2 separate regions of the Homo sapiens genome follow, and region 2 is linked to region 1. Evidence: chromatin contacts called from ENCODE Hi-C or POLR2A ChIA-PET data. All regions are on one chromosome and are shown on one strand. Each heading gives the region's core, a stretch centred on a gene start or an enhancer-like site at or near the end of the contact. The rest is flanking DNA. Distances are from core to core; before and after follow the strand shown. Region 1 has its middle 29 kb from the start of RAF1. Region 2 overlaps TMEM40 (transmembrane protein 40).

Region 1 (6,428 bases), core at 1,239-3,738:
AAGAAAAAGAAAAAGTGGGTTGTTGTGAAGATTCCATGTGCCTGGCATACAGTAGGGGCTGAGTAGGTGTTAGTTCCATCTCCATCTCCACACAACTTTTGCCCTTCTGCTTGAAGAGCTCTAATAATTTCTTAACGGTTAGCACTGTCCTCAAGGTAGAATGGGCACCTAATAGGCATTTGCTGAATTGCTCAGAGAGAAGGTGAGGGTAGGCAGAGGACTGCCAGCTAGCACAGGTAGCAGAGACCAGCTCCACCTTTAATTTAACCATTTGTGTGTCCTGAGAAGGAAAACCTCATTTCATTTAGAGATGATGTTGGTAGCCAACAGCTTTTACTTCAAGGCAAAAAAGAGAAGAAATGCCACAGAGAGAATATTTTTCCTTAATAATTCGTCTCAGAATGTTGAGGTTGGAGGAACCATTGGAGAGGGAAAGTGCTAGACTCATAAATAGCCTTAGAAAATCACAGGCTTTGGAATCAGAAACTCCTAGGTTTGAATTCTAGCTCTACCAGTCACTATGCTGTGTGACCTTGGACGAATCACTATCCCTCTCTGAGCCTCAGTTTCCTGAGCACTTTTCACATGTTTATCCTCAGGTCCATCATATGAGATAGATGGTACTATTCCATAGGTAAAAAAGCAAAGGCACAGAGACACTCCATAGATGACCCAGGGTCACACAGGTAGAAAGTAGCAGTGCTCAGATTTAAATTCAAGCAGCCTGACTCTAGAGTGTGTGTCATTAACCACCACACCACACTGCCCCACCAGAGACACTGACAGCGTTCTCCTAATTATTTTTCCCAAAATAAACTACTAGTATTTGTTTTCTTTTCTTTTTTTTCTTTTTCTTTTTTTTTTTTTTTTTTTTTTTGAGATAGAGTCTCTATCACCCAGGCTGGAGTGCAGGGGCTTGAACATTGCTCACTGCAGCCTTGAACTCCCAAGCTTAAGAAATCCTCCACCTCAGCCTCCTGAGTAGCTGGGTCTATACCACTACTAAGCATTTTTAGTGTTTACAGTTTTTCTTTTCTTTCTTTTTTTTTCTTTATTTCTTCTTCTTAAAAAAAAAACAACAAAAAACAACAACAACCAAGATGCATGTGCAGAATGTGCAGGCTTGTTACATAGGTATACATGTGCCATGGTGGTTTGCTGCACCTACCCAGCCAATTTTAATTTTTTTTCTTTTTATTGTAGTAATGGGGTTTTGCCATGTTGCCCAGGCTTATCGCAAACTCCAGAGCTCAAGCAATCCTCTACTTCAGCCTCCCAGAATGTTGGGATGATAGGCGACAGCCACCATGCCCAGCCAGTGAGCCATGATTGCATCACTGCACTCCAGTCTGGGTGACAGAGCAACACCCTGTCTCTAAAATAAAATAAAATAAAATCCTACAATGATGAAAGAATGATCCAGAGCTCACAGCCGGGAGTCATTAAGCCTGGGTTCAGATCTCCCAGCTTTTCCTCTGCTTAACTGTGTGATTATGGGCAAATGACTTTATCTAAGTTTCAGTCTTACCTTATGTAAAATGGGACTGTTCATAGCCCAACCTCATAGAGCAGGCCTAAAAATTCAGTGAGATAATACATGAGAAATGCTTAGCGTGGTCCCTGGCATTCTGTGGTGCTCAATAAAAATTCAGCTACGACTGATTATTCATGGCTGATGTATGCTCTTTAGATTTGGTGAGCCTCCGGCCCTAAGAAGATCCGAATTTTAGTGGTGGAGAGAAATAAAGGGTCTGAGGGCTGCAGCTCCAAACATGAAAGCAAAGCCTGGAGGAGCAGGAGCTGTTTATAAAGTGAGGAGGAGCAGGAGCTGTTTATAAAGTGAGGTACAGCCGGGCGTGGTGGCTCATGCCCGTAATCCCAGCACTGTAGGAGGCCAGATGGGTGGATCACCTGAGGTCAGGAGTTCAAGACCAGCCTGGCCAACATGGCAAAACCAGCTCCACTAAAAATAAAAAAAAATTAGATGGGCGTGGTGGCAGGTGCCTGTAATCCCAGCTACTAGGGAGGCTGAGACACGAAAATTGCTTGAACCCAGGAAGCAGAGGTTGCAGTAAGCCAAGATATCGGCTACTGCACTCCAGCCTGGGTGACAGAGCAAGACTCTGTCTCAAAAAAAAAAAAAAATGAGGTGCATGGTGCGGGGTGGGCTGGGACCTGTGTGTAAGTACTGGAGGTAGATGTACCGGAGCCAGCCAGGCCCTGTGATGGGTAGGAGGATTCCCTCTGTGTGTGCTCATCCACCCTGTCTGGTACAGTCACCAGCTCTGAAACTGTCCCTGCAGTCTCCTCCCTCCAAGTAAATAGGTGTTGCTATTCTAAGAGAGGCCTGTGATAAAAATAGTTGCTTTGCTTTGGAGGGTTTTTTTTTTTTTTTTTTTAAGCCATGAAAATAACAGGGCAGTAGGCTGTCTATTTTGGGTTGGGGACTTTGGCCCGCTTTCAAAGTCACAGCCCAATGAGATCTATTTAGAAAAGGTCACTGCGCACTTTGCTCACGTCGATGGCGCCTTAAAACAAGCCTGCGTGGATGCACTTAGGAGACTCTGGGGCTTACCCAAGGGACAGAGTTAGAAGGAATTGTGGGGCCACTATGTTTATGCCCCTGTGTAAATGTAAGCCCTGGCATCTCTCCGTGGGGCTTCAGTGGTCTTTCTCTCCACCGCACTTTCCCCAGCCCCCACCAACTTCTCAGGAGGCGGAGCTAGTTGCCAGCCTGCTTCTCCCTCCACCTTAGGAATCCTGCATCAGGGTGACGCTGGGTGTGGGGAATGCTCTCCTACTTCTCTATAAATCAGCCTATCATGTGGCAGCATCAGTCAGGCAGGAGCTCCAGCTGGGGCCTGGCATCTGGAACTGGGCTGGATTTTTCCATTCTCAGTGGACCAAAGCGTGACTTGGGTGATTGAGAAAGGCACACCCGAGTAGATGGCCTAAGATGACAGAGCAACTGGAGTGAAAAGAACATGAGCAGTGTGAACCTTGTCCCTAGCCCTCACTAGCTGTGTGACCTTAGGCAAGTAACTTCACTCTCTGATCCCTTGTTTCCTTACTAGTAAAATGGAGATAAAACCAACCTTATAGGACTATTGGGAGGATTAAATAAAATAATGTATGTATGTATGTATTTATACTTATTTATTTCTTGAGACAGGGTCTTGCCCTGTCACCCAGGCTGTAGTGCAGTAGCACCATCTTGGCTCACTGCAACTGCCACTTTCTGGGCTCAGGTGATCCTCCCACCTCAGCCTCATGAGTAGCTGGGACTACAGAGGCGCACCACCACACCCGGCTAATTTTTTGTATTTTTTGTAGAGATGGGATTTCACCATGTTGCCCAAGCTGGTCTTGAACTCCTGGATTCAAGTGATCCGCCAGCCTTGACCTCCTAATTGCTGGGATTACAGGTGTGAGCCACTGCACCCAGCCACAAGATAATGTATTTTAAAAGTACCTAGTATGTATAGGGTGGCTACCAAGTCTGGAAACACAGAGGATTTTTCAGAATAAATGGTCTGTTGCTAATACATACTAAAATTCTCTATACTTTCAGACTTTAACACTTATATGGTGCTTACCATGTGCCAGCCACTGTTTTAAATGCTTAGCTTTTTTTTTTTTTTTTTTTTTTTGAGACAGAGTCTCGCTCTGTCACCCAGGCTGGAGTGCAGTGGCGCGATCTCAGCTCACTGCAAGCTTCGCCTCCCGGGTTCACGCCATGCTCCTGCCTCAGCCTCCCGAGTAGCTGGGACTACAGGCGCCCGTCACCACGCCCGGCTAATTTTTTGTATTTTTAGTAGAGACGGGGTTTCACTGTGTTAGCCAGGATGGTCTCGATCTCCTGCCCGCCTCGGCCTCCCAAAGTGCTGGGATTAAAGGCGTGAGCCACTGTGCCCGGCCTAAATGCTTTGCATTTTTAAACTCATTAATTCTCCATAACAACCTTATGAGGTAAGAACTATGTTACACCCATTTTACAGAAAAGAAAACTGAGGTTCAGAAGTTAAATCACCACCCAGTGATGTGGTAACTTTCTGCCCTTCTTAGTCAAGAACATACTGAAAACACATTGGAATCAGTTAGCAAACCTTTTTTTGGGAGAGGGCTCTCTATGTTGTCCAGACTGGGCTCACACTCCTGGGCTCACGGGATCCTCTCACCTCAGCCTCCTGAGTAATTGGGACTACCGGCCTGCCACCACACTTGACTACATTTTTTGACTTTGCCCAACCTGTCAGGTGAGAAGTGGTCTCTCAGTGTAGTTTCTCTTACTATGATGGTGGCTCTCTTTTTGTATATTTGATTTACTTGTGTGTTCCTTTATGTGAATTGCCTATTCATATCCTAACTATCCTAGTCCTGACTATTTGTCTGTGGGGTTCTTTGTTTCTTCTTAATTGATTTTTGGAACTCTTTTTACATTAGGGAAACCAATCCTTCATCTGTGAATTGTATTTACTTATTTTTTTTTTTTGAGGCAGAGTCTCACTCTTGTCGCCCAGGCTGGAGTGCAATGGCGCCATCTCACTGCAACCTCTGCCTTCCGTTCAAGTGATTCTCCTGCCTCATCCTTCTGAGTAGCTGGGATTTGAGGCGCCCACCACCACACCCATTAATTTTTGTGTTTTTAGTAGAGGTGGGGTTTCACCTTCTTGGCCAGGCTGGTCTCAAACTCCTGACCTCAGGTGATCTGCCTGCCTCTGCCTCCCAAAGTGCTGGGATTACAGGCGTGAGGCACCATGCTTGGCTCATCTATGAATTGAATTGCAAATGTTTTTTCCCAGCTTATCATTTGACCTTTGATTTTGTTTAAGGTATTTATTACCATGCAGAAATTTGACTTTCATGGAGGTCAATTTATCAGGCTTTTCTTTTATGCCTTCTGGCATTCATATCATGCTTAGATATGGAAGTTTCCCCTGTACTGAAAAAAAAAATGTTTTTAACCTTCTCATGCTTTCCTGTAGTACTTCTTTTTTTTTTTTTGAGACAGAGTCTTGCTCTGTCGCCTGGGCTGCAGTGCAGTGGCTTGATCTCGGCTCACTGCAACCTCTGCCTCCCGGGTTCCAGCGATTCTCCTGCCTCAGCCTCCTGAGTAGCTGGGACTATAGGCACACACCACCACGCCCGGCTAATTTTTTTATTTTTTAGTAGAGACAGGGTTTCACCATATTGGCCAGGCTGGTCTTGAACTCCTGACCTTGTGATCTGCCCACCTTGGCCTCCCAAAGTGCTGGGATTACAGGCATGAGCCACTGCACCCGGCTTTCCTTTAGTACTCCTATGGTTTCATTTTTTGCTTTTTCTTTTATTTTTATTTATTTATTTATTTATTTTTGAGATGGAGTCTTGCTCTGTTGCCCAGGCTGGAGTGCAGTGGCGCAATCTCAGCTCACCACAACCTCCGTCTCCCGGGTTCAAGTGATTCTCCTGCCTCAGCCTCCTGAGTAGCTGAGATTACAGGCACCTGCCACCACACCGGGCTAATTTTTTTTTTGTATTTTTAGTAGAGACAGGGTTTCACCATTTTGGCCAGGCTGGTCTCGAACTCCTGACGTCAGGTGATCTGCCCGCCTCAGTCTCCCAAAGCACTGGGATTACAGGCGCCTGCCACCATGCCTGGCTAATTTTTGTATTTTTAGTGGAGAGGATGTTTCACCATGTTGGCCTGGCTGGTCTCGAACTCCTGGCCTCAAGTGATCCACCCACCTCTGCCTCCTAAAGAGCTGGGATTATGGGCATGAGCCACTACGCCTGGCCCATTTTTTACATTTAAATCTCCCTGTCATTTGGGTTTCATTTTGGTGTAATTTGCAAAGTAGAGTCACTTTGGGTCCTACTGTACATGCCCAGCACTTCCACTTTCAGCATGGAATCATTTCTGTCCAGTTCTAATTTTAATAAAAAAATTTGGCCTTAATTTGGTGTATCAGTGTCCAGGGCTACCATAACGAAGTACCACAAATTTGGTACCACAAATAAGAAATCGTTCTGGAGACCAGAAGTCTGAAATCAAGGTATCAGCGGGCCACGTTCCCTCTCAGACTCTGGGTAGAATCTTTCCTTGCTTCTACCGAGTTTCTAGCAGTGCTGGCCATCCACGGAGGCCCTTGCCTGCAGCTGCATCACTCCAGTCTCTGCCAGTGTTGTCTCTTGGTGCTCTTCCTGTGCCTCTCTGTCTTCTTATTAAGACATCAGCCAGACTGAGTGTGGTGGCTCACACCTGTAACCCCGGCACTTTCTGAGGCTGCCAAGGCAGGAGGATCGCTTGAGCCCAGGAAATTTGAGACCAGTCTGGGCAACATGGGGAAATCCCATCTCTACAAAAAATAAACAAAATAAACAAATAAATGGTGGTGGATGCCTATAGTCCCAGCTAATCCGGAGATTGTAGTGGGAGGATCGCCTGA
Region 2 (7,505 bases), core at 3,915-6,414, 47 kb before region 1:
CTCTCTCCCACATACCTGTTTTAATCCAGTTAATTTTAGATGCAGTTTTGTTTTCAACTGTAAAAGATTACACACAGGTACACTGTAGAAAATATAGAGCATATAGCGAAACAGAAAATATGAGAAAACAAATCATCCTTTGCCCCATTACCCAGAGATAACCACCCAAAACATATTAGTGTATTCCTTACATTTATTTAACAAATATTTACTGAGCACCAAATATGTGCCAGTCTTTGTGATGGGTACTAGGGACTAGCAATGAACAGTGAATCTTTCTGCCGCGGTTATTATTATTATTTTTTAATTTATAAAGAAAAGAGGCTGGGCACAGTGGCTCACTCCTGCAATTCCAGCACTTTGGGAGGCCGAGGCGGGCAGATCACCTGAGGTCAGGAGTTCAAGACCAGCCTGGCCAACATGGTGAAACCTCGTCTCTAATAAAAATACAAAAATTAGCCAGGTGTGGTGGTGGGCACCTGTAATCCCAGCTACTCGGGAGGCTGAGGCAGGAGAATCACTTAAGCCGGGGAGGCAGAGGTAGCAGTGAGCTGAGATTGCACCGCTGCACTCCAACCTGGGTGACAGAGTGAGACTCCGTTTCAAAAAAAAAAAGAAAAAGCAAAAGAAAAAGAAAAGAGGTGTATTTAGCTCACAGTTCTGCAGTTTGGGTAACTTTTTAAATAACTAAATCAGAGAGCATATACAAAAATAGTCTTCATTTTAAACAGCATATATTCCATAATACCTTTTATTTAAAAACTTGTATTAGGCTGGGCACAGTGGCTCACGCCTGTAATTCCAGCACTTTGGGAGGCCAAGGTGAGTGGATCACTTGAGTCCAGGAGTTCGAGACCAGCGTGGGCAACATGGGGAAATCCCATCTCTACTAAAATACAAAAAATTAGCTGGGCATGGTGGCACATACCTATAATCCCAGCTACCCAGGAGGCTGGGGCGTGAAGATCACTTGAGCCTGGGAGGTCAAGGCTACAGTAAGCCCTGATTGTACCACTGCACTTCGGCCTTGATGACAGAGTGAGACCCTGTCTCCAAAAAAATTGTATTATGAATATATCACAGAGAAAGCTAAAACAATGTTCATTCACACATTGATGGCAGTTGTCTCTAGCTGATAAAATTTGGAGTAATTGCCAGGTGTGGTGATGCACACCTGTAATTCCAACACTTTGGGAGTCCAAGGTGGGTGGATCACCTGAGGTCAGGAATTCACGACCAGCCTCACTAACATGGTGAAACCTCGTCTCTAGTAAAAAAAAAAAAAAAAAAAAATTAGCCAGGTGTGGTGGTGCACGCCTGTAATCTGAGCTACTTAGGAGGCTGAGACAAGAGAATCGCTTGTGCCTGGGAGGTGGAGGTTGCAGTGAGCTGAGATCACGCCATTGCACTTCAGCCTGGGCAACAAGAGCAAAATTCCGTCTCAAAAAAAAATTGGAATAATTTTTACTTTATTTTCTATATTTCTTTATTTTGCAACATGCATTATCTTTTTAGCAATAAAAAGTCATTTTTTGCACTGATGAATATTTGTAAAATATAGAAAAGAAGAAAATAGAAGTCACCCAAAATCCTCTCTCCTGAGATAAACACCACCGTTGTTATTTTGTTGAGCTTCCCAATCCCTCTTCCTCCTTATCCAGTTGAGATCACAGATGCACTGATGTTTAAACACAATTAATTTGGTTTCCTGGAATTTTTTAAATTGACCCATGACTGACTGGGAGGTCCCCACGGTCCTGTCTTGGGATAAAGGAGTCTTCTGGACCTGGAGCCAGAAACTCCTAGACCTGAATTCTTGGAATGCTGACTGGCCAAAGAGCACAAATGACAACCATTTTCAAGTCTTGATCAAGCTCCTGTTCCTAGCTGGGCACCCTTGCAGGGTGGAGAACCCAGGTCATGTCCTTCAGGAGATGAAATGGTTGGAGAGAGGCACATCACAAGACCGCTGGCCCTCATGTCCACTGAGTCAAGCACAGACAGCTGGTGCTATAGAAACCCCAGCAGGGAAAGGCAAGACCAGTGTGAGCTGGGGCAGTTGGCAAAGGCTTTCTACAGGAGGTGTGACATCAGCTTAAGCTTCTCAATAACACAGACAAACAGGAAGGATATTCCAGGGGGGTGGGAGACACAGCAAACATCCAGAGCCAGCATGATGGGTGGGGAAACAGAGATGACACAGCCCCTGCACTTGGTGGGATGGAAGCCATCTCAGTACTATGATGCCTCATGGGACCTTATCTTATCTTCATGGAAGTCTTATGAAGTAGGCAAGGCAGAAGCAGAAATATTATGTAGACACGAAATCAACAGAAATATTAAGGGATTTGTGCAAAGTCACACCTAAAGGGAGTGGCAGGTCTCCTACCTCCAGTCCCCAAATCAGAGTTCCTCCCACCAAACCACACTCTTCTCATAAACTAAATTCTGAGAATGGCCACCAGAATGAACGCATTCCCAGCTTGTTCCAGGCTGAGCTTCTCCTACAGCTTGTGTTTGTTACCCGCAGAGAGCAATGATGAGGACCAGCAACCCAGAGCAACCGGAAAACATCGACGGAGCCTGGGGGCTGGATACCCCCACGGGAACGGCTCACCCGGTAGGAAATAGGCCTTACCATTTTTCTTTTGCCCACTCGCTCACCGTTGAGTTTCTCCGTGGGACTGAAGTGTGATGTTCTTCACAGCATTGTTTATGGCAGGATAAAATAGGAAATAGCCTGACAGCAGCAGAATAGATAAAGGATGCTACACCCTGCCCTGGTGACAGCTCTGCTCTTCATCTATCGCTGAACTGAAAAAGAAAGATGCCAAATCATAGAATCAATTTGATCTCGTTTATGCTTTATAAAAATTCAGACATATATGGTTATAATCAAGACTAGAAGGAAAAATGCTAAAATGTTAATAGTGGTTATCTCAGGATGGTGGAATTATAAGTGATTTTTATTTTCCCTTTTTTGAACTGTCCTATACTATAAATAATTTACAATGAGCATGTTTTATTTTTTATTTTATTTATTTATTTTTTGGAGACAGGGTTTCGCTCTTGTTGCCCAGGCTGGAGTGCAATGGCGTGATCTCAGCTCACCACAACCTCCACCTCTGGGGTTCAAGTGATTCTCCCGCTTCAGCCTCCCAAGTAGCTAGGATTACAGGCATGCGCCACCATGCCTGGCTAATTTTGTATTTTTAGTAGAGACAGGGTTTTACCATGTTGCCCAGGCCTGTCTCAAACACCTGGACTCAAGTGATCTACCCACCTTGGCCTCCCAAAGTGCTGGGATTACAGAGGTGAGCCACCGTGCCTGGCCGAGCATGTTTTACTTTTACAACCAGGAAATAATTTTTGCAAAAGAAATAAACAACAAATTTCATAAGAAGGAAAGAGCATGGGGAAAAGGGGTGAATTATTGTATAGTACAGAACCTGCCACACAGAAGGTGTTTAATAAATGCTGCCCATGAGGCTAGAGCTGAGCCCTGGGTTCTATTTCTGGATATAAACATGATTAGGAATGCAGGCTTTGGCAACAGACCTGGTAGAGTTGCCACTTGCTGGCTATATGACTTTGGGAAAATAATTTAACTATTTGAGCCTCAGTGTCCTTATCTGTATAATGGGTGGGGTAGGTACTAATACCTTCTTCATAGGATATCCGTGAGGAGCAAATGAGGTATTAAATATAAATCACTTAGTACAGTGTTGGTGCATGCTAGTGCCCAGTATATACCCACTATTAACCTTGAGCAAGGTCCAGGTCCTCTCAGGTCTTGAGTGCTTTCTGAGTGTGGTCACCTCTGGAAGTTCTGGGGGCATCAGAGAGGGCAAAGGGAAGGTACTTGTGCTGCCTTGCCTCCTGAAGACTGCCCCCCACCTCACCTCCAGCACAAGGACTGTGGTACTTCTTAAGCGTCGAAGCCATGGGAGAGGGAAGTGGCCTGGATCACTGTGTTTGGGGAGTGCTGACTAAGGGGTTTGTCTCCATCCAGGTCCTGGGCATGGGGAGCCTGACGTTTTGAAGGATGAGCTTCAACTCTATGGAGGTAATCAGTTGCCCAGTAGCTTTGGAGAAAACAATTAGACGAAGGAAAAGAGGGCTTTGCTGGGCAGAAACAAGGTCATGAGGGTGATTCATGAGCTGAAAAGTCCCAGCCAAATACAGGAGATGTGGCCAGTTGGGTGGTTATAACATTGGCAGGTGGGGAGGCGGGCATGAGATTGTCTTGGGGAAATCCTACATTTTCTGGGGTTTTTGTTTGTTTGTTTTGAGACGGAGTCTCACTCTGTCGCCCAGGCTGGAGTGCAGTGGTGTGATCTTGGCTCACTGCAACTTCCACCTCCCCAATTCAAGTGATTCTCCTGCCTCAGCCTCCCGAGTAGGTGGGACCACAGGCGCCCACCACCAGCCCAGCTAATTTTTTGTATTTTTAGTAGAGACAGGGTTTCACTATGTTGGCCAGGATGGTCTCGGTCTCCTGACCTCCTGATCCGCCCGCCTCGGCCTCCCAAAGTGCTGGGATTACAGGCGTGAGCCACCGCGCCCGGCCAATTTTTTGTATTTTTTAGTAGAGACAGAGTTTTGCCATGTTGCCCAGGCTGGTCTCGAACTACTGAGCTCAAGTGATCCTCCGGCCTTGGCCTCCCAAAGTGCCAGAATTACAGGCGTGAGCCACTGCACCTGGTCCTTCTTTCTTTCTTTCTTTCCTTCTTTCTTTTTTTTTTTTTTTTTGTTACAAAAACAAGTATAATCTGGTTTAGAAAAATGCGTTTAATTACTCAAGTAATTTAAGAAAGGTTTCACTGGGTATAAAATAAGATAAACCTTTATGTTTATGTGTATTTTAAAATATTTTTCTCATTAAGTAATTCATATTCACTGTAGAAAATGTAGATACATTCACTTATTCATGAATTACTTCCTTCCCCCAGACATTGGAGGTGCTTGGTAAATTACATTGCTTGAGTTCTCATTTCATGTTGTCCTTGGTATGCTCTCTGCACTCTCTGTATTGGCCCCTCTGGTCACTTTGCATATAGTGTTCAGTGTGCTGAGTGCCTGTTGTCACATGCTAAGTGCCTCTTGTGGTGTTTGTGTCCTGGGGCTGCCCTGAGGGACAGGAAACTACAGAAGTCGGGGCCTGATGATTGGAAGATCATACAAGTGCCTGTCTGCCCTTGAGGGGAAGAAGATGACAGGCTAGGAGCAAGGTCACCAGGGAACTAGAACAGGCACCAAGAACCACATGGTGAATGGTATGGGAAGGACGCCCAGGACTGGAATAATGCAGAGGTGGCAGCTCAGGTCTGTAGGGCTCAACTCACCCTCAGCAGCCCAGACAAGTGGCTCAACAATCATGGTGGGAGCCAAGGATCGAGGTGTACAAGCCAGCTTGGCTCCCACATGCTCAGAGCCTGGTAGGTCTAGAAGCCAGCAAGATGGCATGAGCTTGGAGTTGCCTGTCTAGTCCAGAGTTCTATGGGTAAAAGGCAGCAGGTGTCATCACATGCATCTGGATAGCCTGGAGCAGGCATGTGCAAATGGGTGGCCCATGTGGGCAGATGCTTTTTATCTGGCTCACAGAATGGTTTTTTGGGGGGCAGGGGAGGGGGAGGTTTGTTTTTCATTTTTTGTTTTTTTTGGGATGCTGTCTCACTCTGTTGCTCAGGCTTGAGTGCAGTGGTACCATCTCGGCTCACTGCAACCTCCACCTCCTGGGCTCAAGCGATTCTCCTACCTTAGCCTCCTGAGAAGCTGGGACTACATGTATGCGACACCATGCCCAGCTAATTTTTGTATTTTTGGTAGAGACAGGGTTTTACCCTGTGGCCCAAGCTGGTCTTGAACTCCTGGACTCAAGTGATCTACCCACCTCGGCCTTCCAAAGTGCTGGGATTACAAGAGTGAAGCATCGCACCTGGCCCACACAGAAAGCTTTTTTTTTTTTTTTTTGGTATTTTTAGTAGAGATGGGGTTTCACCGTGTTAGCCAGGATGGTCTCGATCTCCTGAACTCGTGATCCACCCGCCTCGGCCTCCCAAAGTGCTGGGATTAGAGGCGTGAGCCACCACACCTGGCCCAGAATGCTTTTTTAAAATTATGATTGTGTGGCCAGGCGCTGTGGCTCATGCCTGTAATCCCAGCACTTTGGGAGGCTGAGGCAGGTGGATCACTTGAGGTTGGGAGTTCAAGACCAGCCTGGCCAACGTGGCAAAACCCTGTCTCTACTAAAAATACAAAAATTAGCCAGGTGTGGTGGCACCCGTAATCCCAGCTACTCAGGAGCCTGAGGCAGGAGAATTGCTTGAACCCGGGAGGCAGAGGTTGCAGTGAGCTGAGATCATGCCGCTGCACTCCAGCCTGGGTGGCACAGTGAGACTCTGTCTCAAAATAAATAAATAAATAAATAAATATTATAAATATATAATATTTATAATTTGTGTTATATAATATATAAGTATATTATATATAAATTTATATATATTATATATGTAAAATTATGATTGTGAGAGCCAGACATGGTGGCTCACACCTGTAATCCCAGCTACTTGGGAGGCTGAGGCAGGAAGATTGCTTGAGCCCAAGAGTTTGAGACTGCAGTGAGTCATGATTGCGCCATTGCCCTGCAACCTGGATGACAGAGAGAGAACCTGTCTCTAAATAAATAAATTTTAAAAATAAAATTATGAATGTGAATATATTTCATCAATTCTATACCACATTTTTTTCACATTTGAATATTTCTGAAATCAGGATGCATCTTAAAAATCACTGGCAAAGTTAGGCATAGTAGTTCATGACTATAATCCCAGCACTTTGGGAGGCCAAGGTGGGAGGATTGCTTGAGCCCAGGAGTTCAAGACCAGCCTGGGCAACATAATAAGACCCTGTCTCTATTAAAAAAAAATCACTGGCAGCCAGGCATGGTGGCTCATGCCTGTAATCCCAGCACTTTGGGAGGCTGAGGTGGGTGGATCACGAGGTCAGGAGATCGAGACCATCCTGGCTAACATGGTGAAACCCCGTCTCTACTAAAAATACAAAAAATTAGCCAGGCGTGGTGGCGGGCGCCTGTAGTCCCAGCTACTCGTGAGGCTGAGGCAGGAGAATGGCATGAACCCGGGAGGCGGAGCTTGCAGTGAGCCGAGATTGCACCACTGCACTCCATCCTGGGCAACAGAGCAAGACTCTGTCTCAAAAAAATATATATATATATCACTGGCAACTTACAATTGTAAATGTCAAGGGCTTTTCTTACATAGTAGTACATAAAATAATGTCATGTCTCACAAGCAATGGCATTTTGATTCATGGAGTACAAGAGTTACCAAACTTTTTTTTTTGTTTGAGATGGAGTATCGCTCTGTCGCCAGGCCGGAGTGCAGTGGTGTGATCTTGGCTCACTGCAGCCTCTGTCTCCTGGGTTTGAGCGATTATCCTGTCTCAGCCTCCCGAGTAGCTGGGACTACAGGTGTGTGCTACCA

What was found. Hi-C counts contacts between places; a loop is a spot of excess contacts on that map. ChIA-PET counts read pairs that join two places held with the same protein, here RNA polymerase II (POLR2A). Pooled maps may share reads with other maps.
Region 2: a loop to region 1 is called in a pooled map, with 6 times the contacts of the local background. The contact joins two enhancer-like sites. A Hi-C loop is called at or near these places in 6 of 50 pooled maps. POLR2A ChIA-PET finds 5 or more read pairs at or near these places in 4 of 52 experiments (HepG2, OCI-LY7, activated CD4-positive, alpha-beta T cell and 1 more).

The regions. Positions count from the first base shown.
Region 1 is chr3:12,690,236-12,696,663 of GRCh38, reverse strand. No RefSeq gene overlaps it. Among named protein-coding and RNA genes, the nearest start is that of RAF1, 29 kb to the right of the region's middle. RefSeq lists an enhancer at 2,017-2,518. Within about 2 kb of position 2,488, at least 7 of the 41 ENCODE cell types and tissues checked have a DNase peak (open chromatin) inside an H3K27ac peak, as active enhancers do.
Region 2 is chr3:12,739,015-12,746,519 of GRCh38, reverse strand. TMEM40 (transmembrane protein 40) reads left to right here. Exons shown (of 12, transcript NM_018306.4): 4 at 2,531-2,620; 5 at 4,013-4,066. Among named protein-coding and RNA genes, the nearest start is that of TMEM40, 16 kb to the left of the region's middle. RefSeq lists a silencer at 4,993-5,052 and enhancers at 5,313-5,412, 7,450-7,505. Within about 2 kb of position 5,164, at least 2 of the 41 ENCODE cell types and tissues checked have a DNase peak (open chromatin) inside an H3K27ac peak, as active enhancers do.